Linked DNA regions of Homo sapiens: region 1 is linked to region 2. A link is a loop called in an ENCODE intact Hi-C map of the cell type or tissue named here. Cell type or tissue: A673. All regions are shown on one strand. Links, peaks and the distances in the headings refer to the core of each region. The heading gives the core; the rest is flanking DNA.

What was found. Peaks named below come from ENCODE experiments on the same cell type or tissue, not always from the same donor. Only the 100,000 strongest peaks of a DNase experiment are listed, where the experiment ranks them.
Region 1: a loop joins it to region 2, with 8 times the contacts of the local background. A loop is called at or near these places in 5 of 110 quality-filtered maps.

What each region holds. Positions count from the first base shown.
Region 1 is chr18:56,570,245-56,582,958 of GRCh38, forward strand. LOC105372135 (a long non-coding RNA gene) reads left to right here and starts at 3,253. Exons shown (of 2, transcript XR_935514.4): 1 at 3,253-3,458; 2 at 4,133-4,921. In A673, for the core only: a CTCF peak has its summit at 6,032 (motif pointing left); a DNase peak (open chromatin) is centred at 6,007.
Region 2 is chr18:54,672,903-54,685,616 of GRCh38, forward strand. No RefSeq gene overlaps it. Among named protein-coding and RNA genes, the nearest start is that of DYNAP, 88 kb to the left of the region's middle. In A673, for the core only: a CTCF peak has its summit at 6,857 (motif pointing right); a DNase peak (open chromatin) is centred at 6,859.

The sequences.
Region 1 (12,714 bases), core at 4,798-7,297, 1.9 Mb after region 2:
GCGGGGGAAAAGGAATAGGTTTGATGTCCCAGGCACTATATATAGGTACTTGAACTTAATCCCTTAACTTCTCTAAGCCTTGGTATTTTGCCCCATGAAATAGAGATCAGAATACCTACCTCAGAGTGTAGTGAGGATTAAACAACCCAGCTAAAACCCATAGTATGGAGCTCACAGTTGAAAGTAAAATAGGGCTGGGTGCCATGGCTCACGCCTGTAATCTCAGCATTTTGGGAGTCTGAGGCAGGCAGATCACTTGAAGTCATGAGTTCAAGACCAGCCTGGCCAATATGGTGAAACCCCAACTGTACTAAAAATACAAAGATTAGCCAGGCAGAGTGACACATGCCTGCAATCCCAGCACTTGGGAGGCTGAAGCACAAGAATTGCTTGAACCCAGGAAGCAGAGGTTGCAGTGAACCAAGATTGTGCCACTGCACTCTAGCCTGGGCAACAAGCGAGACTCTGTCTCAAAAAAAAAAAAAAGTAAGTAAAATAGACAGTAGTTGTTATTATTATGACATGATCTGATCCTTCTCATCACTTGGCCTAATGTGTTTGGAGCAAAGAATATTTCACCTCTCCAGCCAGTGCTATGGGTCTCCAGTGTGGGTCCAAAGACCCAAACTTTCAACATCCTCTTCTTAATTATTTCTGTTTGGGGTTTGACATACTGATCATTCTGTTCTATTCCTTCTCTCCTTTCTGTATTTCCCCCTCAGTACTAGATTTAGAACCTCTCTTCAGTCTTTCTATTTTGAACACATTTAATTTTTGAAAGAAGAACTTCTTACATTTGAATAGGCTAACTTTTCAAGACGCTTGTATGCCCCTTTTCATTTGGCTCTTATAAAGCCTTGTGACAGAAATAAGGTCAATATTTGTTTTCTCATCTGTAATGTAGGAACAAGGCACAGAGAGATTTCACAATTTGCCTAAGGTCACAACATGAGACTCTAGCAGAGCCAGGATGACAACCTGCTTTTTCCTCACCCACAGTTCTGCGTGATTTTCCTAAAATGTTGCACCTAGAATTTACTGCAGTATTTTGTTACTTTGCCCGGAAACCTTTAAGATCATAGCCTGATGCTGTATGGAGCATAGTGGGCATTCATACACTTGTTTCTCAATAAATATCTCCTGACTAGGTACCAAGCACTCTTTTAGGCACTAAACATAACCATAAACAAAAGAGACAATTTCTATCCTCATAAAATTTACGTTCTACTTGGGAAGAAAGACAATAATGTTTTGTTTATTTAGCAAAATATTTGGGTTCTTAGATATTGATAGGGAGAAAAATAAAGCAGAGAAAAAGGATAGAAAGTGAGGGAATTCAGCCGGGAGCAGTGGCTCACGCTTGTAATCCCAGCACTTAGGGAGGTCGAGGTGGGTGGCTCACTGAGGTCAGGAGTTTAAGACCAGCCTGGCAACATGGTGAAACCCCATCTCTACTAAAAATACAAAAAATTAGTGGAGCGTGGTGGTAGGCGCCTCTAGTCCCAACTACTCAGGAGGCTGAGGCAGGAGAATTGCTTCAACCTGGGAGGCGGAGGTTGCACTGAGCTGAGATGGCGCCACTGCACACTAGCCTGGGCTAGAAGAGTGAAACTCTGCCTCAAAAAAAAAAATAAAATAAAATAAAGTGGGGGAATTGGCCCTGGTGAGCTTGTGGTGGGGACTAGGGTGTTGCAATTGTAGATGAGATGGCCAGGAAGCTGGTGGTGAGAAGGTGACATTTGAGTAAAGAATGAGGGAGGTGAGTGAGCTGGGCTTTGAGTCCAGCCCGGATACCTGGAGAAGAGAGCTCTAGGGAGGGACAGCAGCAAGGAAAAGGCCCAGAGTTAGGACCGTACCTGTAAGAGGTGACAGCGTGCTTGCTGGCAGTCCTCACAGCCCTCGCTCGCTCTCGGCGCCTCCTCTGCCTGGGCTCCCACTTTGGCGGCACTTGAAGAGCCCTTCAGCCCACCGCTGCACTGTGGGCGCCCCTTTCTGGGCTGGCCAAGGCCGGAGCCGGCTCCCTCAGCTTGCAGGGAGGTGTGGAGGGAGAGGCGCGAGCGGGAACCGGGGCTGCACGCGGCGCTTGCGGGCCAGCTGGAGTTCCGGGTAGGCGTGGGCTTGGCGGGCCCCGCACTCCGAGCAGCCGGCCAGCCCTGCCGGCCCCGGGCAATAAGGGGCTTAGCACCGGGGCCAGCGGCTGCGGAGGGTGTACTGGGTCCCCCAGCAGTGCCAGCCCACCGGCGCTGAGCTCGATTTCTCGCCGGGCCTTAGCTGCCTTCCCGCGTGGCGGGGCTCGGGACCTGTAGCCCGCCATGCCTGAGCCTCCCACCCCCTCCATGAGCTCCTGTGCGGCCCCAGCCTCCTCCACGAGCGCCGCCCCCTGCTCCACGGCGCCCAGTCCCATCGACCACCCAAGGGCTGAGGAGTGCGGGCGCACGGCGTGGGACTGGCAGGCAGCTCCATCTTTAGCCCTGGTGTGGGATCCACTGGGTGAAGCCAGCTGGGCTCCTGAGTCTGGTGGGGACGTGGAGAACCTTTATGTCTAGCTCAGGGACTGTAAATACACCAATCGGCACTCTGTATCTAGCTCAAGATTTGTAAATTTGTAAACACACCAATCAGCACCCTGTGTCTAGCTCAGGGTTTGTGAATGCACCAATCTACACTCTGTATCTAGCTACTCTGGTGGGGCCTTGGAGAAGCTTTGTGTCCACACTCTGTATCTAGCTAATCTGGTGGGGACGTGGAGAACCTTTGTGTCTAGCTCAGGGATTGTAAAGGCACCAATCAGCCCCCTGTCAAAACAGACCACTGGGCTCTACCAATCAGCAGGATGTGGGTGGGGCCAAATAACAGAATAAAAGCAGGCTGCCCGAGCCAGCAGTGGCAAGCTGCTCGGATCCCAGCCCACGGTGTGGAAGCTTTGTTCTTTCGCTCTTTGCAATAAATCCTGCTGCTGCTCACTCTTTGGGTCAACACTACCTTTCTGAGCTGTGACGCTCACTGCGAAGGTCTGCAGCTTCACCCCTGAAGCCAGCAAGACCACGAACCCACCGGGAGGAACTAACAACTCCAGACGCGCCGCCTTAAGAGCTGTAACACTCACCGCGAAGGTCCGCAGCTTTACTCCTGAGCCAGCGAGACCACGAACCCACCAGAAGGAAGAAACTCAGAACACATGCGAACATCAGAAGGAACAAACTCCAGAGGCGCCACCTTAAGAGCTATAACACTCACCGCGAGGGTCCGCGGCTTCGTTTTTGAAGTGAGACCAAGAACCCACCAATTCCGGACATGCGTGGACTCACTGAGAAGCAGCAAGTTGGCGTTGACTTAGCCCGCTCAGTGTGCAGAGTGGGTTGAAGAAAAGAATAGACCACATCAGAGGAGTAAAGGGGTGGGGGCAAAAGCCAGAGAAGGTGGGACCTTGGAATCACTGGAATGACTTTGCTTCCACTGTGAGTAGACGGCAGAGCCATTGCAAGTTTGGAGCAGAGGAGTGTTGAATGACTTTAATAGCTGCTCTGTTGGGCATAGATTCAGGGAGGACGGGGCAGGGTAAAACCAGGGAGATAGTAACAAGGCCATTGCAATCATGTAGATGCTAGATGGTGGCGGATTGTAACCTCACCTCACACTGATTCCATGATGAACCATGGTTAACTCAGGGAGGGGCGCTAATGAAGTCAAGGCCAGGGATTCTCGTGAATAACCTTTGGGTAGGTGATCTGGAAGCGAACCTGAGCTTCCAGACCTTTGGAGGGCCTTAGCTGTACTACATTTCAGTACTCCTAAAGCAAGTTTTTCAGAAGATTGCTCAGGCTAAAACACCAAACTTCTTTGCAGTGAGCTGGGCTAGCATCAACTTGAGGCTGAAACCTCGGCTTTCTGTACTGATCAGAAGGTTGAGGTTGATAGCAATACCTGTCTGCAAGTCATTGCAGTAACAAATACTTAACAAATGGGGTTTGTTTTGTAGACCTAATCTTTGAAGACATAAGGCCCACTGTGAGGGGAGCAGTTACTACATTCAGCCCTTGGTAGTAAAATCATAAGAACCATCGATGTAGATGATGGCAATAGATCACATTTCCACTCCCACCCACGCATCTCTGTTCATGATTCCCTGCAGGGCCAGGTGGAGATGTGTGCCTGGGTCGGTATAAACCTCTCTCTGTGTTTCAAGAACACACCTTTGGGAAGGTGACAGTGTGGTGGTGGGACAGCAAACTGCCAGTCTAGAAAGCTACTCCAGGCCTCAGTTTCTCATCTGTGGAATTAAGACATTGGCCTGTAGATCCATGGGATCCATCAGGGATCACCCCAGCTCTAAGCATCTATGATACCGTGGGAATGGAGATGAAGATATTTCATTTAACATCTGGTCAAGAGTCCAAGTAAACAGGTGAGCAACTCTCTTGCATACCTAGAGAGTGTGAGCATGAGTAAATCCTTTCACTCTTGGAATGAGAAGGAAATAGTAAACCCACTTTCTAGGCTAATCATGTGATATTTTACCAAACTCTGAGTTTAGAAAGATGTTATATAATCTGGCTTTTATTGCATGTATTTAGATCGATTTTATCAAGCCATGTTCCCTGATACATATTAGGATTGCACCTCAAAGTCTTGGGTAGCCTTAGGTCATATTTCAGCTGTGGTTCTTTTGTTTAGAGCAAGAAGTATGTGGAAGTATTTTGTTTTGTTTTTATCAATCTTGGTAGCTCACGTGATGTCCTTCAAGAGCCAGCCATACTCTGGGGCTTATCGTCTTGGCAGAAAAAGCAACTGTCCAGAGGTCAAACAAGGGCCTGTTTCCTCCCCTGCGAGCCAGCTGAGACCTTCCATTCCCAGACTGAGTTTCAGTCCTTTAGTTTAGCCTTAAGGCTTTGTTCCCTAATAAAATGCAACACACTGGAAAGACTGCCACTAAGTTACTCTCAGATTTACTTTACAAGGATGAGTTGAGATCAACTTTTGATGAGCAGAGGAGGGCCAAATAGACCATGTGTCCTTGGGAGGGAAGAGCTGTGTCCCTGGGATGGGGAGCATTTTGGAACCAGAGGTTGGAAGCACCAAAGCCGAACAGTTCCTTCTCACCAGTGCTTCCCAGGCAGAGCCTCACAAAACAGCACAATTGTGGCAATTCCCCTGTGAGGCTTCTTTAAGAACCCTATTTTCCCTGGTTTAAGTAAACTCAAATATTTCATTTGTATTTCTGTAAGCACACATTTTCAACTCTTGCTGCCTTCTTGGCTGTTGAATGACTGTCATCACCATGTGTAGAATCATGGATCTAAGAATCCTCAGTGTCACTTAGTCCAACTTTCTTCCCCAAATAGTCTCTTCTAGGATATCTTCCCCATTGATGGCCACTATGTAGGTGCTTGAACCTTTGCAGTAACAAGGACTTCATTGCTTCATAAGGCACTGTGTTACATGATGGACTATTGTATTTTTAGGAAGTTCTTTTTATTGAATCAAACTTTATCTCTCTAAACATCAATTGATCATTTCTAGTCTCCCAGAATTACTTTGGTTAATGGATCTCAAAGTCTAAATTCAAACATTGTCACCTAAGCATTGAGGTCCTCCCCTTTTTTGTTCCTCTCACTAGTCTAGTTTTATGAACAATCCTATGAAACCTCGATGACCACACATCTGACAAGCCCATTACTGTTTCAAAAGGAAAGGAAGGTAGGGATCTACAAGCTAATGTCTCCAAAGCAGATCTTAGCACAATTCTGATTCTGCATCCAGCACATGACATTCTCCCTGGAGATAATCCCAATGCCTGCTTAATAGGTTAGAGTCCCAGCGTTTAATATCTGACCGCATTAAGAGTTTTTAACATCTCACTTAAAATTAATCCATAACAGATATTTTTGACATAAAACTCAAAAGGAAATAGCTTCCTACCCAAATTAACTACAAAATCGGGAAAAACTTTAAAAGTTTCTGTATTAGACTGTACACAAGCCTGCCTACTGTATTTAACTGGACTCTTCATGACATCTAGTGGCGAAATCTGGAAAAGTTTCCAGTACTCTAAACGTGGCAGAAGGTGGGAAAACAATTTTTAATCCTATTTGATATTCACTGTTTGAATATTATGTTTTGTGAAATCGTAAACTGAATTCATCTGTCAATCCATTATAATAGTATACTCATTTTTATTTTAGGCATATCTGTGGCTTTATACCTTTTAAATTTGGGCTGACTTTGAAATCAATCACATCTATTTTTTCACGGATGTCAGAAAGAACCACATTGGTTTAGGGGGAGAAAAACATTCTGGATAAGCATAAATAACAACATTTTTAGCTGGAAACACACCACAAAAATGTTTTGCATAACTGTATTCATCTTCAAATGTAGTTTTAAGACTCAATTCCTGTGAAATCTGAGTCATTTATAGCTAACCTTGAATGTATTGTTATTCACAATTAGAAGTAGATAAATTTCACAGGCAGAGAAGCTGACAAGTCTTTAAGACTTCACACTTAGTTTTGCAGGAAGAGCTGAAGTTAATTAGAAGTGATTATACATACATTGCATGTGTGTGTGTATTTGTGTTGTTGCACACAGACACCACGAAGGCCTTGGGAAGGTTGCATTTTTTATGTTTTAAAAATAAACATAATCTCCTTCCCATGTGTTGCTATAAGCCCAGTAAATCTAGGAAGCTCAGCAGGGTTGAACAAGGTCATTTCTCGTCAGGACTCCAAGGGGGAGCAGGAAGCAACCCTGTGCATCAGATGCTGGCATCCTAATCCCTGCTCAGCAAGAGCTTCCCAGGCATGTGGGACAGGTCGTGCCAGCGCCGACACACTGGCAGACCGAGGCTCTGACGCCAGCCACGCTCCGTATCAGCACTGCGGCTCCCTACCTACCGTGCCCCTGGAAGACGAAAATATATCCTCACTCTCACAGTAAAGGCAGGATTCCAACCGAGTCTGCTCACTTCTTGGTTCTGGTAAACAGGAAAGTAGTCATGAAAAGATACATCTAATCACTATCTCAGAATCAGGGAGGCTTTATTGATTTGGTTTTTTGTCGAATTTAAATATATGTTAAATAAATATATAAAGATATGTAAATTATTTTGTTGAATTTAAGATATATATTTAAAACAAATGGATAATTAATGCATATTTAAATTCAACAAAACCCAAAACAAATGAAGAAAAAAATATAGATATATATCTCCATAGATCTTCTGCTACAGAGAAGAAACAGAACATATACCAAAAGACATTATAAACATGTAGGTAAAAACAACTCCAAAATAATATATAAGAAACAGAGAGTGGTGTTTCCCTGTGAGAAAGATCTGGAGACTAGAAGTGAGGGTAGAGATATGGAGATGAGGAAATCATTTTTCTCTGTATACTTATACTCTTTGAAAACTAGCTGTATTACCTAGTAAGAAATATATTTCAGCCGGGCGCAGTGGCTCATGCCTGTAATCCCAGAACTTTGGGAGGCTGAGACAGGTAGATCACTTGAAGTCAGGAGTTTGAGACCAGCCTGGCCAACATGGCAAAATCCTGTCTTTACTAAAATTACAAAAAAATTAGCCAGCTATGGTGGTGTGCACCTGTCATCCCAGCTATCGGGAGGCTGAAGCAGGAGAATTGCTTGAACCCAGGAGGAGGAGGTTCTGGGTAGCCAAGATTGCACCACTGCACTCCAGCCTGGGTGAGAGTGAGACTCTGTCTCAAAAAAAAAAAAAAAAGGTATTTCAATTTTGAAATACCATAAATAATTTGGCCCAAAATTTGTCCTCACCTTGGTGTGAGGTGATATAGGTCTTTGGATATATGATTTTAAAAATTAATAAGGTGACTTCTGTTTTCTGGTTTAGACTATAAGGTGCTTAAAAGTCACCATTCTGGCCAGGCATGGTGGCTCAAACCTGTAATCCCAGCACTTTGGGAGGCCGAGGCGGGCAGATCACCTGAGGTCAGGAGTTCAAGACCAGACTGACCAACGTGGTGAAACCCATCTGTACTAAAAATACAAAAATTAGCTGGTCATGGTGGCACACACCTGTAATCCCAGCTACTAGGGAGGCTGAGGCAGGAGAATCGTTTGGATCAAGGAGGCAGAGGTTGCAGTGAGCCGAGATCACACCATTGCACTCCGGCCTGGGTGACATCTCAGAAAAAAAAAAAAAAAAAAAAAAAAGTCACCATTCCATCCAAACAACAAGTGAAAAACTAAATATACTGAAAAATCAACAACTCTTCTTAGATCCATCAGCTCCTCACAGAGATCTATCAGTGAGGTCACAGGGGAGGCCACCGCCCCAAAAATTGGAGAGAGAGGCAGATACAGGGAATCACAATGTACCAGAGCAGAAGCCTGCACAGAAACCAGCACCAGGGTAAGAAAATCTAAACTGTGACTGATGAAGTGATGGAGGCTCCATGTGGATAAGCCTGAGAGATAAGAACACAAGGGGACCCAGTAATAGGATGGGACCCCACATTTTTATTTTACTTCCAGGGGTCTCACGATGAAGATAGAGAAAAATCCCCTTGTGCTTCCCGCAGGAGGAGGGGAAAAGCAACCATTTTGAAATTTGCCTAAGTATGCTGTTCGTAACAAAGACTGCTCTCGGTAGAAATTATTTTACCAGAGCTTAACTAGCTGGGGTTTTACTGGAGCTTATCTGACCTGGGGGAGGGGGAATACCCAACTCCAGCCCCCTTTAGCCACCCTGTCCCACCCAAGGAGGGCAAGGGGGTACTAAGAAGAATTTGTGAAGTTCACAGGGCAGAGGCACAGGCTCACTGAGACTGAGACCTACTCATAGGACTATAGAACATCCCCCTCCCCTGCACCTTCCATGATATTACTAAAAGCCTATTTACCACAGTATCTTTTACCTAGTACCTCGTGTCCACCATACAATAAAAAATTACAAAACATACTAAAAGATAAACAACATAACCTGACGTGACTAAAAGAACATCAGAACCAGAGCCAGATTTGGAAGGAAGGTTGGCATTATCAGAGCACGAATTTTGTACAACTGTGATTTATATGCAAAGGGTTTTAATTGAAAAAGTAGACAACATGCAAGAACAGGTGGATAATGTAAGTAGAGAGATAAAAATTCTAAGAATCTAAAGAAATGCTAGAGATAAAAAGCACAGAAATGAAGAATGCCTTTGATGGGCTCGTTAGTAGACTGGCGATGGCTAAGAAAAACATATCTGACCTTGAGTATATAATGTTAGAATCTTCCAAAACTGAAAAGCAAAGAGAAAAAAGACTGAAAACAACAGTGACAACAACAAGAAGAAGAACAAAAAAACAGAACAGAATATTCAAGAACTCTGAGACCACTGTAAAGTGTAACATATGTGTAATGGGAATTCCACAAAGGGAAGAAAGAGGAAAACAAACAGAAGCAGTATCTGAAGCAATAATAACTGAGAGTTCCCCCATATTAATGCCAGACACCAAACCATAGATCCAGGAAGCTCACAGACTTTCTCAGACAGACAAAAACTGAGGGAATTTGTTGCCAGTAGACCTGCCTTGCAAGAAGTGTTGTTAAAAATAAGTTCTCCAGAGAAAAAGAAATTGATATAGGTCTAAATAAAGAGCATTGGAGAAGAAATAAGTGAAGGTAACATAAAAACTTTCATTTTTCATATTCTTAGTTGATCTAACAAAGTTTGTTAAAAATAATGCCAATAATATATGTTATTTTACGTATGTTTATACAGATGCACGCTTATTTATACTTATGTGTAAGTGAAATAAATGGCAAAAATGATACAAGGCATAGGAAGAAGAAATTAGGATTATATGCTATGTAAGAAGCGGTATAGTGTTTTTTGAAAATAGACTTGAATTAGTTGGAAATCCATATTGAAAACTCTCGGGCAAACATTGTTAAAAAATAAAAAAATGATATGCTAAGAAAGAAGAGAAAACGGAATTACACAAAATGCTCAATTAAAACCACAAAAGGAAGCAAAAGTGTGGAAAACAAAAAGGGGAACAAAGAGTAAGGCAACAAACAGAAAACAGTAACAAATATGGTAAGCATTAATCCAACTATATTAATAATCACTTTAAATATCAATGGTCTAAATATGTCAATTAAAAGACAGAGATTACCAGAGTGGACACATTATATAAGCTGTATCCAGTGATTGAAGAATACACATTCTTTTCAAGTATATTTTCAAAAACCACACTTACAAACATTTATGGAAATGTATTATATAGGGCCATGAATCAAATTCCAACAGATTCCAACAGTTAAATCAGGGAAATGTTTTCTGACCTCAATGCAATTAATCTAGGAATTAAAGACAAACATATCTAGAAAATATCCATCTGTTTGGAAATTAATAGATGTGTTTCTGAATAGCTAATGGGACAAAGAAAAGATTAGAAAACATTTGGTCTTCTACACCATAGTAAACAGGCCTTGTGTATGGTAGTTAAACCAGTTCCCCTACAGGTAAATATGCCTTAAAGCATATATTTAAATGAATGAGATAAGTCTCCACTACAAGTAGAAAAAAAGAATAAACTATTAATGCATGCAACAACATGGATGGATGGATCTAAAAATAATTAGATTGAATAAAAGAAGTCAGAAAAAAGGAATTCATACTGTATAATTTTATTTATATAAAATTCTAAAAAATATTTGGAAAATATCCTTTGGAAAAAATTCTAAAAAATGCAAACTAATCCATAGTGACAGAAAGCTGATCAGTACGTGTCTGAGAAGGAAGATAATAGGGGTTATGAAGGGCACAGGAAATACTGGGTGTGAGGATGTGTTCATGTTCCTCACTGTTGTCATGGTTCCAGAGACGTATACATAGGGTAAAACATATCAAATTATATACTAATTTTGTATAATGTGTCAATTATATCTAAATTGTTATTTAAAAGATAAATAAAAAGATCAAAAACATGAATAAAAATGAAAAGAAACAACAGTCCATAGAAACAGACTCAAAAGGACTCCAAATAATTGAATATTCAGACATAAACTTTAAAATAGCTATATTTAGACTGCTTTATCCAGCTATGATAAAGTAATTTCTGGCAAACCAATGTGCCCAAGAAAATAACTAGAAAACTAGATAAAATGTGATTGCATCTACATTGGAGCCTTCTTGAGGCAACCAAAACTTAAGAGGCTGATTTCACAGAGGGAGGAATTATTGAAAGGTAAGTCAACCTTCTGCAGATACATTTTTCTCTCACTGGATACAGCTGAAAGTCTGGACAAAGGATACAGGCAAAAGGCCACTTCTGGGAAGCAGAGAAACCAGAGACCCTTTGGCCATCTACCAGATCTAGACAGACAAAAGTCAGAGACTTGAGGATCCAAAATCTCAGCGAGAAGAGAGAAGTAGAGAACAAATGTTGACACATGGCTGATTTTTCCCTCAAGACATTTGCCAAATTATGAAACTGTGTTAGATTAGAAGTAAGAAATTAAGAAAACTCTGAAAAATAGAGTATTCCTCAGTCTCACAGTGTCAAGGAGAAACAGTTGAAGTTCAGTCTTACAGGGAAGGGGCCTCAGTACCTATTAGGTTGGCGCAAAAGTAATTTCAGTTTTTGCCATTACTTTTAAACCAAAATTCCTTTTTCACCAACCTGATACATCAGGCTGCCTGGACTCGGCTTAGTTACTCATCGGATAAGGTAACCTGCCCCACTACGTCCACTTAGCAGACAGTGTAAATCCATTCTGTAGGAAGATAATATTACCCAGACCCTTTACAATTGTTCATCTGCAATGTCTGAAATGCAACAGATATTAAATATTAATAAAATATATTAGGCATACCAAGAGATAGAACCAAATGACCAAAATCCAAGAGAAAAAAAAATAGAAAGTAGAAACAACCCCAAAAGTGATTCAGATATTAGAGTTAGCAGAAAAGGACTTTAAAATAAGTACAATTGCTATGTGGAAATGGACATGGGAAATTTTTTTAATTATATAAAAAGATGGAGAATATCATCAGAGAATTGGAATCTATTGAAAAGAATCCAATAAAAATTCTAGCAATGAAAAGTATAAATGCTGAAATTAAGAACTTGATAGATAAATTTAACAGAAGATTAGAACACCAGAAGACAGGATAAGAGAACTGAAAGATGTAGAAAATCTACATTAGAAAATATGTAGACTGCAATGCAAAAAAGTAAAAGGATAGAACACACAGAAGAAATGGTAAGATACAGTAAAAAGGACTGGTAAGCATTTAATTGGAATTAAGAAGGAAAGAAGAGAGAAAATGGAACGGAAAATGGGCAAATAATTTTTCACACTGTTAAAAGACTTTAAGTAAAAATTATAATTCTATATTGTGGATTTTATAACATTTAAATTATATGTGACACTATTAGCACAATTGATGAAGGCTAAGTAGAACCATAAAGTTACGAGTTTCCTATATTTTATGCAAAGTAGCATAATATGTTAAATCTAAGTGATACATTAAAGATACATGATGCAGTCCCTAGAGCAATCATAAAAAAGAAATTTAAAGGGAATTAGGATAAATTCTGATTAACACATAAGGACACAGGTGAAAAAGAACAGAAAAACTAAACACATATGAGACAACTAGAAAACAAATAGCAAAATGGTTGCCCTAAATAAATCATATCAATAAGTACTCTAAATGTAAATAGAATAATTCCAATTTAAAA
Region 2 (12,714 bases), core at 5,841-8,340:
CTTTCCCACCTGTTTAGACTGAGAGGACTGAAGAAGCAGAGCAAGAAATCTGTGCTCCTGAGGCTAAGGGTCATAGTAGCATGGGCGTGCAAGGCAACAAAACAGGTTGAACAAACAAAAGAAGATGACGCGGGCTGAGCAAGGCATGTGTGTGTCAGGGGTCAGGCCAAGAGAGAGACTGTCAGCCACAAATGCCTGCTTCCAATCAGCATGATTAAGGGTCTCAGGAATGGAAGCACAGGCAATTAGAGAAGAGTTTTACCTATTTTTCACCTTCTACCCCATTAAGAGTCAGTCTTTAGCGATTCTCCTGAAAACATCTACAAAATGTAACCAGTGATATTCAAAGGCAATGACTCCCTGACGTGGACCTTGGCTGATACTAAAAACCACAGCTCAGGGAGGCACAGGAGTGGGATTGGAATGAGTTCCCTTTCATACCCATTAGCAGTTGTCTAGACTTTGAAATTTATTCATCAAAAAAAAAAAAATAGCAGCACTGTGTTTTGTTTCTAGCGGTATTAATAAAAAATATCTTCTGATACATAGTTCACAAAAATATTAGCCTATCACAGGCTGCAGAAATCTTTTTCTCCTTTCCCTGAAATAGATAATATAATTCTATGCTCTATAGCAGGACTCCTCAACCCCTGACAGTTCATGGCCTGGTAGGAACTGGGCCGCACAGCAGGAGGTGAGCCACGGTTAAGCAACCAAAGCTCAGCTCTGCCTCCTGTCAGATCAGTAGTGGCATTAGAGTCTCATAGGAGTGTGAACCCTATTGTGAACTGTGCATGTGAGTGATATAGGTTGCACCCTCCTTATGAGAATCTAATGATAAATGTAATGGGCTTGAATCATCCCGAAACCATCCTACCACCCTCCCATCAGTGGAAAATTTGTCTTCTATGAAACTGGTCCCTGGTGCCAAAAAGGTTGGGGACCACTGACCTGTAGGGAATCCTGGCTTCAAAGAGATTATTTTGGGTGGCACCAAGAGCAATCCTTGTCTTTGTTCACACAGTTGCTGGGCTATCACACCAGCATACACAGAGTTTCATCCTCCCAACTAAAATGTTGGAAGCGCTTACAGATTGGCCCGTGGTTAGCCAAGGGTGAAATAGTGTTTGCTTCTTTGTGGAAAATTTCCACTTCCTAGGCTTGGCATTTGGAGGTCTAAGTCAAGAGCATTGATTTCACAGCAGTGGGCTCTTTACTTCTAAGGCTGTGTTTTACTCATGTTGGTTTGTCATTGGATGGGCTCCCAGTCTCACTTGAAAGCATTTCTGCTGAAAATAATAATAATCTTGGCAGAGCATAGACTAATATGGCTTTTAAAGATACATCTCCAATCTCTCCTACACCATGTCTTCTCTGATTCTTGCAGCCAAAAGTGGCCACTCCTTCCTCTAAATGTCCATGCAAATCTGTTCGTACTTCATATGTCATTCACCACATTCTAGTTATATTATACCACAGTATAATTACTTTTTAATATAGCATAGTGTTTAAGTCTGATTAAAAAACTTGGGCTCTGAATTCATAGATATTTGGGTTTGAATCTTTGCTCAGACACTTGCAGGTTATGTGACTTTGGACATGTTGCCTGACTTTGTCTCACCTGTAAAATGGGGATAAAGAGAGAATGTAGCCCTCAGAGTAGCTGTGGGAATTAATGAGAATTAAGCATCTAGCACAGAATAATTGCCCAATAAATATTAACTTTTATTATCTTCTCTCTAATTAACCTATAAGCTTTTTTTTTAAGAGCAAAACACATGTTTTATTCAACAGTGTACTAGTCTAGTAGCCCATGGCATAGTGTCTTACACAAAGTAAGCACTCAAAAGTAATTTTGAATGGATAAGAGAATGGCGAGGCCTCGAGATTATGAAACATGAAAAGGAGACAGGAAGAGAAGCTCATGAAGGAGCCTGTATTAGTCCATTCTCTCATTGCTGAAAGGAACTACCTGAGTCTGGGTAATTTATGAATCACTTGAACCCGGGAGGCAGAGGTTGCAGTGAACCAAGATTGTGCCATTGCAATCCAGCCTGGGTGAAAGAGTGAAACTCTGTCTCAAAAAAAAAAAGAAAAAAAAGAAAAGAAAAATAACTTGTCCAAGGTCACATTGTTATTAACAAGCAGAATTGAGCTTTGAGTGAAGTACTTGTTCTATGACACTCTCCATCCAACTAAACTTTGCCTTCCATATTTGTTGGCTTATTTTGTCCTGGGAAGGACTGTGTTTCTAGAGCACAGACTTTTCTCACCTTGTCTGAGTCCTTAACATCAGCCTAAGGGATGCTGTGTCACACAAGGCCTAACATGGTCAGTCAGATTACTCAAGGTCTAATTTGGACGGCTGCATGCTTAATCTATTCAATCCTGTGCTTAATAGGCCATTAAAAGGGCTGACAACACAGTCCCCAGAATGCCTTGGAAGATTCATTAGTCACACACAGGGGCTGCTTTTGTGCTTCACACAAACAAGGCCATCTGAGAAAGCAAAAGAGGATAACATTTTAAATCCTCTATTCCTACACTTCATTTTTTTGTTTGCTTTTACCTTTTGCTGATTTTCCCTTCGGACATAGGGAACTTTTTTCACATTCTTTAGATCCTAGGCTCTGCCCCAAATTTATCTCTGCCAGAATTCACCTAGGTATACATTCAAGGAAAGAACTAAAGTGAAATATGATGAGCAGTTTCTAAGTACTTTAACTGATATGGTGTATAACAAGTATTTTGAGAGAGATCTAAATTTAAAAAAATACACCTAGCATATTATGTTATGCTACTTCATTAAAAATTAGAGACAAAATTGAATTCCTATTTATACACGCATACTGTATCTCTCATACCAAAACTAAGACTTATAAAGATAAATATTAGTAAATGTTAATCCATGAAAGTCTTTCCATTTTCACATGGAAAAGACACAATAAACCAAAGTCAACAACAAACCGGGAAAAAAATATTTTCAACACATAGAAAAAAATTTTAAATATTGCTTACATATAATGAGTACTTACAAATTAATAAGATTTTTATAGGCACACACTAAGAAAGAGTAACAAAGGACATTGATGTGCTTGTCACAGAAGAAGTCTATGTAATGAATAAAAACAGAGGGTAAGATACTTGACCTCATAGTTAAATATATAGAAATTGAAATAAAAGTGATATATTTTTATTACTAGGTTTAGACAAATTTTCTGAAAATTAATGACTTTTTAAGAAGACATAACTATTTGGTATTTGTGACCCCACTAGAAAAGGAACATGCCTGTAAGAACACTTCCTGAAATATACACTAAAAAGTAAAGTATCAGCAGACTCTGCTACTAGCTTTGCTCATTGGATGTGGAGACATGAGCTCTCTTTCCCGCTATGTTTCTCCACCTTCCAGCTATTCCTAGAGAGTTGGCCATGAGCCTCAGTGGACACATGACCTAGGTCCTCAGGGGTTCCCAAAGGAAATTTGAGTTTTGAGGCATTTGAAAGAGGAAGAAATATCTCTTCCTCTGAATTTTTTTCCAAAGGAGATAAGTAGATATTTTAACAAAGGCATTTCAGTCAATGAAAGGTGGTGATTATGAGAGAGGTTCCAATGACAGTTCTGCCACTTATTATCTGAGTTACTCTGGGAAAGGGCCTTATTTCCTCTAAGTGTCAAATGTCCAAATGTTTTTTATACATTCTGAAAAAGTAGAGCAATCAAGAGTAATAAACCAGGTAATAAAACATACTATCAAGAACTAATAATTAAAACAGTGTGGTACTGGCAGACAGAGACCCATGCGAAAGCATATACAATCTAGAAAGAGATTCCCTCCCCTCAATATAAGAGTTCAGTAATAAAGATGGGATCTTATACCAATAAGCAAAATGTGAACTATACTTAATAAACAGCATCTCTATTTAACAGCAATCTGGGGAGGGGGGAAGCTGCATCCATACCTTATACCTTACACCAGGATAGGAGAGTTTAATTTTCTGAGTTGCCCAAAAGAAAAGATCCATAGTTACAGACACTAGGGGTTTTCTTTCTGATCATCTAATGGTAAAATCCACAGTCAACAGCCTCACCCTCTAAGCAATGTACAGAAAGCTTTTTTTTTTTTTTTTTGAGACAAAGTCTTGCTCTGTCTCCCAGGCTGGAGTGCAGTGGTCCATCTTGGCTGACTGAAACCTGCAACCTGCACCTCCCAGGTTCAAGTGATTCTCCTGCCTCACCCTCCCAAGTAACTGGGACTACTGGCATGCACCACATGCCCAACTAATTTTTTGTATTTTTAGTAGAGACAGAGTTTCACTATGTTGGCCATGCTGGTCTCAAACTCCTGACCTCAAGTGATCCACCCACCTTGGTATCCCAAAGTGCTGGGATTACAGGCATGAGCCACCGTACCTGGCCTCATACATTCTTTTAATCAAAAAATATAGGCCTGGTGTGGTGGCTCATGTCTGTAATCCCAGCACTCTGGGAGGCAGAGGCAGGCAGATCATGAGGTCAGGAGTTCGAGACCAGCCTGGCCGACATGGTGAAACCTCGACTATACTAAAAATACAAAAATTAGCCAGGCATGGTGGCACGTACCTGTAACCCCAGCTACTCGGTGGGCTGAGACAGGAGAATTGCTTGAACCTGGGAGGCGGAGGTCACAGTGAGCCAAGATTGCGCCACTGCACTCCAGCCTGGGTGACAGAGCGAAACTCGGTTAAAAAAAAAAAAAAAGAAATAGAAATATATACAACATTAACTATAAGTTTTATGAGGACAGGGCTCATGTCTGTTTTGCTGACTCACGTCTGTTAAATGTGTAGCAGAGGTCTTGAGATATGTGAGGCACTCTATGTCCTACTTGTTGAATGACTCCAGAGGCAAGAGGAAGAATTAATTGTGGCATTGTGAGAAGAGAAGACTGTCCATCTACTTTCTGGATTTAGAGGAAAACTGTATAGGAGATGATAGATGATAAAAGAGATAGAGGCTCATAGCAGAGCTGCGAGAAATGGAGAAAGACCCTCCGTAGAAAGATCATAACCTCTGCTTAACGCTTTGTGTCAAAGAACCCTGTCCTCTCAAAAGGAAAATGAGGGGAGATCCAAATCTGGGTAAATATAGACTGCATTTAGAAGGGATGAAGTAAATATTATCTGTATTGCAAGCAAATATTTCCTAAACATACTTAGCTTAGAAAAAAAAGCAGCAAGCAGCAACCAGGTGACAAATGAGTACTATGGTAGGTTTTTACATTTATGTTTATCTGTGTATATGTGTGTTTATATATACATGTAAATAATGAAAAACATATAGCAACCCTTTGCAGTGGTCTTCCCTGGAAAATGGCAGGATAATGAGGGGTCTGAATTTTTACAATGTGCATGTGCTTTTATAATCATCAAAAACAATAGGAATCCTTTTTCATGGCTAATACTTAGGGAAATATGATCAATTCTAAAATTAATCTAAGTAAACCAAAGGAAATGTGCCTTTTCTTTTGTGTGCCTCTTCATTTCTCTTCTGCAAATCAATATCAATGTACTGTTACTCTTCAGTTACATGGTAATGGAGATGTATTTTGTATGAAATCTGCTAGACAGATAATGTTTCTTCTCTTTGGTTCCAGCATAAACGTATGCTTTCTCTTTGTGTGGGAAAGGCCATAGGAATAAATCATGACTCTTGCGTCAAATAGCTAGGCCTGTGATGACTTAAGATCCAGGAATTGGCCAGGTGTGGTGGCTCATGCCTGTAACCCCAGCAGTTTGCGAGGCCGAGGCGGGCGGATCACGAGGTCAGGAGATCAAGACCATCCTGGCTAACATGGTGAAACCCCGTCTCTACTAAAAATACAAAAAAATTAGCCAGGCGTGGTGACGGGCGCCTGTAGTCCCAGCTACTCAGGAGGCTGAGGCAGGAGAATGGCGTGAACCCGGGAGGTGGAGCTTGCAGTAAGCCGAGATAGTGCCACTGCACTCCAGCCTGGACAACAGAGCGAGACTGTCTCAAAAAAACAGACAAGCAAATCCATGAATCACCTCATATGTTCCAAATTCATTCTATAATTGATTCAAAATTCAAGTATTGCACAGCTCAGCTAGGGCTATTGTTCTCCACAATTGTATTTGGGGTTAAAGTATTTTATGGAGTGAAACCTAAAACCACTAGGCCTCCAAAGATGTCCATGAAATATAAAAATACAGAACAACAGATGCACAGTTCTAGAAAAGTAAAAATAGGCTTGCAAAATATTAACCTATCACAAGGCAGGGATGACCAAAGCCACCATCCCTTTCTGTCCAAGGGGTCAGCTTCTTCTAGAGCAGAGCCCAATAGCCTTGGAGACTTACTACCTGATCTTTCCTCTGAAAAGTAAGCCTTAAGTTCTCAGCTTCAGATGTGATTCTAAGAAAATGTCTCAAACAAGTATTTCTAACCCTTTTCATAATTATTGCCTGCTTCCCAAGTGATAGAAAATAATCCATGAAAAGATTGGAATGGCATCTACATATTTTTCTAAGTGGGCTGTATTTGTGAATCTCCCTGTTGGTGCCTACCCTCCGCCTCACTTGCTGGATTTAACAGAGTTGGCTCTTTGCCATTGACTGTCAGAAATGCTATAAAAAACAGTAGAATGCCTGTGATGGGAAGATTGGACTGTGAGTACATCAGTCCCTCCAGACTTCCAATTAATCGTCCCAGGTTTTGGACAATATAGTTGTCTGCAGCATTGAATTACATAGCACTTATATGCAATGCTGAATAGTGCTGTTGAGCTAGGATTCCTTATGACACAGAAAATAATCTCTAAAAATCCAGACCACAAGAAAAGAAACCAACCAGTAGATGTCTCTGTGGTGCTTCAGTTGATCATGTTCTTGCACGATTAGCCACAGATGTCTGTGGGTTTGGAAATGCAATGATATGAACATTTGTACCTTTTATTTGGGGCAAGTAGGGGGAGAGACCAAGTGCCCTAGAAATATATCAAAACTCTTCAACAATAAGTTTTTTATACTTTCTGAAAATAAACCTAACATCTGCACGTCTATCTTTTTAAAAAGTGTGTTTTACTTACAAAGATAAGCAAATATGAAACTTTCAAAAAAATTTGTAAAATGTTCACATTAGTAAATTCAGAAGTGTGTATCCAGGTGAAAGAAGTTTATGCTAAGAAAAAATACTTCATTTCCTATGAAACAGTTCCAACCCCTGAATAGCAGAGGAAGTGGTTCTATGGAAGGGAACAGGACAGCAGTAAAGAATGTCCAACAGTACAGACGACTCGGAATTCTGGGGACCACTGAGAACTCATGCTTCTACCTGTTTTACCTTTTAAACATTTTCCTGCTCACCCCAGTGGTGGGCCCCTGAGATGGAGCTTGGAGCATTGAGATGCTGGGTAACTGTCCTTGGGAAAATCACATGCTACTAAAGACTCTCCCCAACCCTCTTTAGCATGTCAGGATTAAGATTTTCCGGATTTTGCTAACACTAAAGCAATCACCCTGAATTCATTTTGTAAAGAATATATTTGAAGCAAAATCATTAGAGAGAAGGATTTGCCTATCACAAGGCAGGGATGACCGAAGCCGTCATCCCTTTCTGTCAGAGCTTGCCTGCTCTCTAATAATATAAGAAAATTTTAGAAATACATGACTCACTTTAAACAACGGGTATATTTCTGCGTAATATAGACTTTTTCCTCCTTGTGAATTTATCATAGAAACAATACATATGTAAATTTAGTTAAAAATATCTGTGACAATTATCTTGTGTGGTTAAAATCTTTTTCTTCATTTAGTCAAGGGAATAATAAACCCCTAATATGTCTATTCTATAGGTGTAAATTTTTAAATCAATTTTAAATTGATATTTTTATTGAGATGATTATAGATTCACATGCAGTTGTAAGAAATAATAAAGAAAGATTCCTTGCACACTTTACCCAGTTTCTCCCAATACTATAATTTTGCAAAACTATACCAACATAAGCAAAATAGCGATACTAATACAACCCCCCAATTTTTTCAGATTTTTCCAATCTTACTTGTACTCATCTGTGTATACTTAGTATGTATGCACATGTGTATGTGTTTAGTTCCATGTAAATTTATCAAATGTGCAGTTTTGTGTATCCATCACGTACAGGAGAGATACTAAACAGGACCCTCCTGTGCTTTTGTAACTGTTCAGTTTTAATCACATCCACCTCCCTCCACCTGCCTCATAGCTCACCTCACTCCCATCAAACCTTGGCAATCATTCATTGATCCTCCATTTCTACAATGTCTTCATTTCTCAGATGTTATATGAATGGAATTATACAGCATGTAATCTTTGGAGATTGGCATTTTTGGGTCAACATAATTCCCTGGAGATTCACTCAAGTTGTTATGTATATCCGTGGTTTGTTCTTTTCATTGCTAAGTAGCATTCTGGCATATGTATATACCACAGCATGTTTAACAACTTACCTTTAGAAGGACATGTGGACAGGTTTTGCTTTCACAAAGAAAGTTGCTACAAAGATTCATAGACAAGTTTATGTATAAACTCAAGTTTTCGTTACTTTGGGGTTAATGCTCAGGATTGTAATTGCTGGGTCACAGGGCATATGTAGTTTTTTTTAACAATTTTCTAAACTGTTTTCAAGAGTGTTGTATCATTTTAAGTTCCTGCCTACAATATCTGAGTGATCCCGTTTCTCTGCATCCATGCCAGCATTTGATGTTGTCACTGTTTTTCACTTTAGCTATTCTGATAGGTGTGTACTAATTCCCTGTTGTAGTTTTAATTACATTTCCCCAATAGTTAATGCTGTTGAACATCTTTTCATATAATTATTTGCCATACACTTATTTACCTCTTCAATGAAATGTCTGTGTCTTTTGTCCATTTTCTAATTGCAATTATTGTTTGGGAGTTTTACTATGAGTTTTGAGAGTTTCTCGTATATTCTAGATACTAGGCCTTTGTTGGGTATGTGGTTTGCAATTATTTTCTTACAGCTAAAACTTATCTTGTCATACTCTTCATATGAGCTTTTATAGAGCAAATTTTAAAAATTTTGGGTCAGGTGCGTGGCTCACGTCTGTAATCCCAGCACTTCGGGAGGCTGAGGCAGGCAGATCAACCTGAGGTCAGGAGTCTGGGACCAGCCTGGCCCCATGGTGAAACCCCATCTCTACTAAAAAAAATACAAAAATTAGCTGGGCATGGTGGTGGGCACCTGTAATCCCAGCTACTCGGGAGGCTGAGGCAGGAGAATTGCTTGAACCTGGGAGGGGGAGGTTGTAGTGAGCCAAAATAGCATCATTGCACTCCAACCTGGGCGACAAGAGTGAAACTCCATCTTAAAAAAAAAAAAAAATTTTTTTTGAAGAAAATGTATCCATTTTCCCTTTTATAGATCATACTTTTTGGCATCATGTCTAAAAACTCTGCCTAACCTTATATCCCAAAGATTCTATATTTTTCTAAAGATTTTATAATTTTTCATTTTATATTTAATTCTATGATTCATTTTGATTTAATTTTGTATAAAATATGAGAGTTAGGTCAAGGTCCGTTTTTTGCCTATGGATATTAAATCGCTTTAGCATCTTTGAATTGATTTTGTACCTTTGTGAACAATAACCTGAGCATAGTTGACTAGGTCTAATTCTTGGTCCTCTGTTGTGTTCCACTGATCAATTTGAAATATAAATTCTATTGTCTAAGTTTTATTAAAATCATATATATATCTATCCTCTCCCCTCTCCTTCTCCATATATTAACATTTTTATTCATCATTTCACATTCAACTTTCATGCTCTCCCCCATGTCTAAGTTCTCTTTCAGGGTTGATGATTAATCTCCCTATAGTAGCATAACTCTTTATGTATCTCTTCCAGGGTTTATTTAATTTTAACTTGTGTTTTATAATAACTTTTGTTATTTGTAGTCAAAGAGTCATACTTCTCCATTTCAAACTTACTATAAATCTACAGTAACAGAGACAGAGTATTACTGGCATGTCCCAGTTTTTAGAAACCCCTAACTGAGATCTCAACCTTTCTGCATCATTCTCTAATCCTCACATGGGAGATCTGGCAAAGTTTTCCTTTCAAGTGAAGCTATAACTCAGAGCCTTTGAATTAGAGACCAATCTCTAAAGTGAAATCTAAATCTGTTTTTCGATGTTCTTAGCTAAGATGAGAGAAATTCTGGCACCTGGGCACACGATGATCTCGAGTTTTATTGTGTGCTATCTTAAAGTAATAATTTTGAGATTAGAATGTCTTGTTTTGTTTTGTTTCCACCCTCTGGTCTTGATAGTCATAGTGACTTTGAAATTGGTTGACCTTCCCAGAACTCCCTCTTGGTGTGGTACATGGTCTCAAGAGATGGATGGTAGGTAACATGGTTGACAGTTTCTCCACTGCTCACCTAAGGATGCTATTTTTCTTTCCTAGGATATAGCCAAAGTTTCTCTGTCTTTGACCCCATTGTGATTCTGTAACTCATCCCAAACATTCCAGAATTCTCTAAGGGAGTGTGCTTATAATGCACATTATGGTCCTAATTTCTGTATCAATTAAGATCTTTTTTAGACAAAGAAATTGATTCTATTAAATTAACACCAAAATAAATAAGAAGACTGGATCACTAGAAAAATTGTAAAAACTAAGAACTATGTGCTTAAGTCTTGGGAAAGACAGGAACCAGGGCAGTGGTAGGAATCACAGTAGAAAGAGCTCTCTAGAATTTCTCTCTGGCACATTGCTGTCAGAAGATTGGCTTCACTCATCATTCATCCCTGTGTGTTGTGCATGTTTTCAAAACTCAAATAATGTGTGAGAGAAACTCCAAAAAGCCAGGCTTAGATCATGTGCACCCCTGTGGGGTGGTGGAAGGGGAACGTGAAGGGACGGAAGCTTGCTAGGATGATGTAATTTGTCATTACAGACTTCATTATCACAACCGTATAACGATCATTCTTAAGCTTAATTATTTGCCAGAATTTCAGTTATTTTCTTAGGATGGACATCTGGAAGTCAATTTGCTGGGCCAAAAAGTTGGGAAGTAAAATGAAACTATGATTTCAGACTTTTGATACACAACAGTTACTCCCAGAAAGGTTATACTGGTTTATCAAGCTTCAAGAAGTACAAAACAACCATTTCATCATGTTTTATGAATGCTAGTTATTACCCTTTTAAAAACTGGCAGTTTGGTAGGTTAGAAGTGATCTATTTTTTGTTGTTTGATTTAGTGCTAGCATAGAATAGTCCAAATCACAATGTTGGATATTTAAATTTTTCTTTCTTACATTTTTTCAGATTTTTGTTAAATAATAGGGGGTTTATTTTCACGTGTTTAGAAAGGAACCTACATATTTAAATAAATTAAAGTATTACATTTAATTAGGTTTTAATGGTAATTCATTGGGGGGGAATACAAATAATTTTAGCTTTTAACATATTTAATTGTTTAGTGCAGTTTCTCAAATGACCACACACAACTTGTAGCTAGTTTTATGTTTGAAGGAAGAAGAGTTACTAATGAGTGCAATTTTATCATTGAGCTTTTGACCTTAAGTGTGGAAAAATTCCAGAATATGGTGTAAAATCTAGAGGAAAAGTCAGTAAGTTATGTGTGATTCTTAAATGTAATTGTTTTAGTGCTTATAATGCAATCTACAATTAAATAATCAGGTCAAAAATGAACATTGCGTAGTGAAAAAATGTAAGATTGAGAAGTCTTAACTGGTTGTCCATGAGACTCATGCCAACATTTAATAATTAAAAAAAAAAATCCTGGGAGACATCAAAAAAAAAAAAAAAAAGGCTTCCTAAAGAAGAAATCAGATAGAAATCAAGCGTAAAAATCTAAGGCCTTGTATACTATAATAGTTTGTCAAAACTCAAGATTCAGGGTTACAGTTGAGAATGTTGGGAAAAAATGAGATTCAAATTGTGGTAAAAACAAATAAAAAACAGTAAAACAAATCATCCATGTGAGGGAAAGCACATGCACAGTAAAACCGCCTCTCGGGACTGGTTGCATAGCAACCAAAGAGGGCTGCGGTAGCAGGAAAGTTCTAAGCAAGGAAGGCAGCAGGTCAGCGGTCCTGAAGTGGCAAAGGAATTTCCACAGAACAGGGCAGCAGCAGCATTTCTGAGAAAAATTACTCGACAGGAAGATCCCTGAGGTTTTAAAGGAGAATGCAACTATGGATACGAACCAAAAGAGATCTAGTTGCTGAAACATCTCTCTTCACATTTCCCAACATTTTATTCCACGTCTAAAAAGCCAAAAGAAAAAAATAAAATAAAAAGAAGGAAAAGAACCATTTGATATTTTCAATATCAAGTAATACACACACATACACACGCCTGGGATCACTGCATTTGCAATCTATTCAATAAATACTTAATAGTATTCTACTGTACTTTATTGCAATGGGAGCTGTACAAAGAAATATAAGGTATGCCCTGCCCTCCCCTCGAGAGGATTGTAACATAATTGGGAGAATAAGGCTCCAACAGGTGGGAAGTTTGAATAAGTGATAAAAGGGAAAGGGGGCCGGGCGCGGTGGCTCACTCACGCCTGTAATCCTAGCACTTTGGGAGGCCAAGGCGGGCGGATTGCCTGAGCTCAGGAGTTTGAGACCAGCCTGGGCAACACGGTGAAACCCCATCTCTACTAAAATACAAAAA